Linked DNA regions of Homo sapiens: region 2 is linked to region 1. Evidence: chromatin loops called from intact Hi-C (ENCODE). Cell type or tissue: CD4-positive, alpha-beta T cell. All regions are shown on one strand. Each heading gives the region's core, and the rest is flanking DNA. Links, peaks and the distances in the headings are about the cores only. Region 1 has its middle 32 kb from the start of ZNF638. Region 2 overlaps EXOC6B (exocyst complex component 6B).

What was found. Peaks named below come from ENCODE experiments on the same cell type or tissue, not always from the same donor. Only the 100,000 strongest peaks of a DNase experiment are listed, where the experiment ranks them.
Region 2: a loop joins it to region 1, with 13 times the contacts of the local background. A loop is called at or near these places in 2 of 110 quality-filtered maps.

Annotation. Positions count from the first base shown.
Region 1 is chr2:71,298,330-71,301,252 of GRCh38, reverse strand. No RefSeq gene overlaps it. Among named protein-coding and RNA genes, the nearest start is that of ZNF638, 32 kb to the left of the region's middle. In CD4-positive, alpha-beta T cell, for the core only: CTCF peaks have their summits at 1,388 and 1,589 (motif pointing left); a DNase peak (open chromatin) is centred at 1,652; H3K27me3 peaks cover 100 bases.
Region 2 is chr2:72,744,529-72,747,451 of GRCh38, reverse strand. The region is part of intron 1 of EXOC6B (exocyst complex component 6B); the gene reads left to right. Among named protein-coding and RNA genes, the nearest start is that of EXOC6B, 80 kb to the left of the region's middle. In CD4-positive, alpha-beta T cell, for the core only: CTCF peaks have their summits at 1,287 and 1,489 (motif pointing right); a DNase peak (open chromatin) is centred at 1,511.

The DNA of each region.
Region 1 (2,923 bases), core at 322-2,821:
TCATGCCTGTAATCCCAGCACTATGGGAGGCCTAGGCAGGTAGATCACCTGAGCCTAGGAGTTCGGGACCAGCCAGGGCAACATGGTGAAACCCCATTTCTACAAAACACATGAAAATTAGCGAGGTGTGGTGGCATGCACCTGTAGTCCAGCTACCTGGGAGGCTGAGGCAGTAGGACTGCTTGAGCCCGGGATGCAGATATTGCAGTGAGCCATGATTGCGGTACTGCACTCCAGCCTGGACAACAGAGTGAGAATGTCTCAAAAAAACAAAAAAGAGTGAATAAAGTAAATGTACAGATTTTAATTTCATTAGCAGATCATTTTAATGTGATCCTAAAATAGTTAAATATGTAAGGCATAATATCCTTTTAAAAATCTTCTTGATTATTGAAAAGGTCTTTCTTCTGTGCCCATAGAAAATACAGGGCAAAAAAATCTATGTTTTTGGCCAGGTGTGGTGGCTCACACCTGGCATCCCAGCACTCTGGGAGGCGAGGGGGGCAGATCATTTGAACTCAGGAATTCAAAACCAGCCTGGGCAACATGGTGAAACCCCATCTGTACTAAAAAGAACACAAAAATTAGCTGGGCATGGTGGCATGCGCCTCTTGTCCCAGCTACTTGTGAGGCTGAGGCACGAGAATCGCTTGAACCCAGGAGAGGGGGGGTTGCAGTGAGCCGAGATCATGCCTGCACTCCAGCCTGGGCAACAGAGCGAGACCCTGTTTCAAAAAAAAAAAAAAAAAAAAAACCCCACTTTTTTTTTCTTGTCTCACTTTAACATAAATATCTTTCATATAAATAAACAAAATCCCTATCCTTTTCTCTTCAGTGACTAATGTAAGGGTAAGAAATAGGGAAACATGACGGACAGAGGAAAAGGAAAGCTATTAAGTGCCTCCTAAACCAAAAGCAACTAAATTTTATTTGGAAGTTGTGTGTGTGAGAGAGAGAAAATCCTCATGCAGCTCACTCATCTACTTAATAAATTTTAAAAAGTTAACTCCATAAACCAATAGAAAATCATTTAAATTTTAATTCCATATAATTTTAACATTTTTATGTGCCAGGCATTGCTCTAAGTGCTCTTACACTTATAGATTCATTTAATCCTGAGAATAATCAATGAACTAGGCACTATTGTCATCTCCATTTTAGAGAAAAAGGAACCAAGGCACAGAGCTAAGTGATTTGCTGTATGTCGCACAGTTAATAACTGGTAATCTGTATCTGAACTTCAGCAGCAGGCCTCCGGAATCCACGCCCTCAACCACTATATTAGATTGACTTCCTCATATGATGGAGTCTTTTGAAAGGGGACAGAGGTACAGAGGACAGAAAAGAGAGAAAAAGAGAGCAGAAAGCTACGGAAACAATGCTGATGTCTGCTAAAGCCTAAGAGACAAATATCTAACTCATTTACCAGTATTGTTCTTTAACATGAATGAAATCTTTTCGTTTAAACAATGGGCAAGTATTGCAAAAAACCTGCTAGAGAAAGTATTCTGATCATTCCATAAAACTTGAAATATAGACATTCTTAAGCTTTCTTTTCCTCATTTCCATCAGGGAATGTGTGATTGCTTCCAAATCTAGCTTAAAAAAAAAAGATACCTTAGAATTTTGTCACCACCTTGTGGTCTTTTGTAGTAGTGCTACTGAAAACTTCAGAAGAATCTGGGCTGGGGTGCAGTAAAAACACCAATGCCAATCTTAGGGCTATTTTACCTGCTTTCAATAATTTTAATCACCTTCAATGGACTCCTGTATTTATCTACATTATTTTTTAAGTGTGGTGACCAAAATGAGGCACAATCCAGTCTATTACTGAAATACCAGACCAAGGTTGGCCATGCCCAAAACCTTTCTAAGGACAGCAGCTATCCTACCAAGCCCCTGCTAAGCGGAAGTCTGTGTGACTTTTCAGTTATAACTTAAGTCAAGACACTTCCTTGTACTGAACTTATTTTGAGTTTCCTTAGTCTAGTCCAGTAGTACATTAAGTCAAATCAGTTGTTTTTTTTTTTTTCCAGACAGGGTCTCGCTCTGTTGCCCAGGCTGGGATGCAATGGCACAATCATGGCTCACTGTGGCCTGGACCTCCTGGGCTCAAGTGATCCTTCCACCTCAGCCTCCCAAGTAGCTGGGATCACAGGCAGGCACCACCATGCCTGGCTAATTTTTTTCTTATTTAGAGACAGGTGTCTCACTACATTGCCCAGGCTGGTCTCAAACTCCTGGGCTCAAGTGATCCTCCCACAAAGTGCTGGGATTACAGGCATGAGCTACCTCGCCTGGCCAAATGAGTATTCTCAAATTAGTAACTATCCTATTTCCTCACCTCAGAGCTGATTTTTCCCTCTTAAGGGTGTTTCCCTTCCCCTCCTTAGGGAGGGAGGAGGGACAGGCTGGCACAGGGATAGTAAGTGCAGGTTCCAGAACACTTCAGGGTAAAGGTGGGAACTGAGGAGTCCTTCAAGCACATCTACTTCCTGGCAGCTCCCTGGAGTTGGCAACTGAGAGCCCAACTTAAATTCCAGATAGAACTTACATGCAACCATGTTGCCCATTTTCCTGTCTTGCTTATGGTCAAAATAATCCATGAAAAACCCTTACATTACTTATTCAGGCGTAGCATATACAGTTTTGTGCAACCAATCCCAAATCCCATGCTGTGAATTCCTCTCAGTCTTCACTCAGTTTTCTCTGTGACCCTATATTATTTCTTCTATTTTTTTCCCCTCTAGTGTTCTTAGCCTAAGAACACTAAGGCGGTATGCTCCTAAATCCCATCCCATCCACTGATGTTTGAAGATCTGCAGAGCAGTTCTTTGGTTGACCCAATACCTCAGAAGCTACTGACATTTAATGGCTGAGGGCCAGACATACCAAAAATCATTCAGTGTGTAAGACCCTGTCT
Region 2 (2,923 bases), core at 234-2,733, 1.4 Mb before region 1:
TTGGGCAATATCTTCTTCCTTTTCAGAATGGTTACTGCATCCTCAAACATTATGCTTTCACAGGACAATGTCTAAGGCAGGAAAAGCAGTTTCTTTTCCTGAATGCTTCAGGAAAGAAAACCTTTTCTTGGATCCTCACTGCCAGATTTTCCTTCTCATTGGTGAGATAAGTGTGTCACTGACCACCATATATTAACTGGTCACTCACAAAGAGAATGCAATTACCATGATTGGTTTACAGACTAATTAATATTTATCCTTTGTGGTAGGACAGAAATATCAGAATGAATTGGGACTCTTCCAATAGGAGGAAGAAGAGAATAGTTGTGTAGGCACAACTAATAGGCAACTTACTCATCTTGAAGTAGAAGTTTGTCTCTCTCTCTCTCTTTTTAAACCACTTAGCTTTGTGTTGGGCTTCATATTGCATTAGCTTTTTCTGTTTTCTTTGGGGGTCAGGCCTAATTGTATCGTAGCAAGCAATTAATTTTGATTAAGGCATTTAACTTGCCTGGGCCTCAGTTTCCTTGAGTGTACAATGAGAGCTTTGTCTTCCATCTCTAAGACCTGTTTCAACTAACATTTTGGGGGCCCATGCCACCTGCTTGCTTTCCTTGTTCAAAGAGATAGACTGATGCAGTAGAGAGGACACTTTCTAGCTATGTGAAGTTGGCAAGTTGCTTCATCTTGGGTTACAGGTTTCTCATTTATAAAATGGGAATAATGTCTAATTTATAAGATGCATTGGATTTAAATGAAATAATGCTTATAACATTATTTTTCCTCCTTCTTTGACAAGCAAATTTGAATTAATATAGGCTCTAAGCAAGTGATATAATCCTGTAGTGGTTTGGTACAGGTGAATGGTAAATATTTGTTCAACAGAATTACTCAAGTGCCATTTTATAAATTAAGATCTCTTAATATGCACATGAAATTTAGGTGGGCTATGGATATAGTATCATTATGAAATCTAGAGCTATGCACCAGATAGTTATACGAGGATAAATAATTTACTTTTTGCACAAACCGGTGGTTTATTTGGGGGTTTTTGGAAACCAGACTCCACATGGCAGCATTTATTTAGTTGAGTCAAATTTAGGCTATAAAAAGTTTAGTTAATTTCCATATATTTCTTCTTGTTTGCCTTTTACTAAGTACTATAGTAAAGTATATACTTTACTAAGAATATTATTGAGATTATCACAAATAATTAAACTAGTGGTGCAGTTTATTCCATAGATTGTCTTGTTTAACTGCAACATAACCTGGACATGTCAAAAACCTATGCCTTTGTTCTCAAGATCCTGCTTTCTAATAGTAATGGAAATTTAAACATTAGAGTACCTTACATATCATTTAGTAATCAGCTATAAGTCTCTGACCAACAGGTATTATGGAATATAGTTTTTAGATTTTTAAGCGGTCCTGTTTACTTGTAAGGCCACATCATTTCAAGGAATGTTAGAAAAGGGCCATCACTAGATGGCAGTCTTTCTCTACCTTAAGGTATTAAAAGAAAAAAATGCCACACTTTGTTCGACTGCATTGTTGACTACTGATATTAGATTAGCTTCAGTAGTAAATTTCTGACCTTTTCAGTGTTTAAGTCTTGTTTATTTTTGTTTTTAGCCTTTTATATCTGATGGATATGTTGGTTAGCAAAGTGTTATATTTAAATGTGCTTGAAATGCTGATTCATGGTGAACTGTTAGGTAGTGATCAGTCATAATTGCCTCTTCCTTTGGTAGACAATTTGAAATAAAATCTTTAAATTTGTGGTTTTTAACCTATTTGGTAACCAGATGGAAACTATTGGAAACTTTTTTTCTTAAAAATGCATATATGTACATCTACCTATATATACAAAATCCACCTAGGATCTGGGAATCATGGATTTCCTGAAACATACCTATGGAACACAAAGTCTTTTAAATATAGTCTTTATCCCCTGTTTTAAATATGGGTGTTTTACGTTTTATTCTTTCTTTTTTTTTAATTCTCAAAATACTCTGGCGATCTACTGCAAACCTTTCATGTTATTCTGCATAATAATTAAAGAGAATATTACAATCATAATGGTCCTAAGATAGGAGTAACAGATGGAGAGTAGTGATAAGCAGGTAGAAACTTTATTAACTTGTGTTTTATTTTGTTTTTTAAAGAAATGGGATCTCACTATGTTGACCAGGCTGGTTTCAAGCTCCTGGCCTCAAAGCAATCCCTCTATCTTGGCCTCCCAAAGTGCTGGAATTACAGGTGTGGGCCACCACCCCTGATCCATTAACTTGTTTTGAACTACTGCCTATTTATACTATTCTACAAATGTATGATCTTAGCATTGTTGACTAAACTTGAAAGTGGAGGCGAACTGTAGATACTTAAAGCTAAGCTAGTACTTTTAAGAGAATTGTAATTGATTGCTTCCTATTTTCTAGATGAGAAAGTTGAGGGTCGGAGAGATTAACTGGATTGGCCAAAGACCTATATATAGCAAGCTAATTACAGTGCTAAGATGAAGGCCACATAGTCAGGCAGCTAAAATCCACATTTCCTTTCTTAGGTTTTTGATTTTTTTTTTCTTTAAATAGGAAGATCAGAGAGCCTAGGGAGGCATTATTAATATAAGTTCTGCATTTCTTAACTTTGGAATTTGCTTTTCTGTGAGGTTGTCTTTTGTGACGTTACCGTAGATCTCTGGAGGGAAGAAATGAAAAGAAGTTTTACCCAGTAGAATGAACTATACTTGCCATTTAACTTAGAAGTATATTGAGTCAAGTCAGGGTGTACTGAATTTGAAACCAAGAGATTGTCTACTATTGAATAATATATCAGCTTATGCAATTTATATTGAGGAGTTTTCGGTGATTCTTCACGTTCTCCAAGTGTCAAGGTAAATCAGTATCTTTACATGGAAACCTTT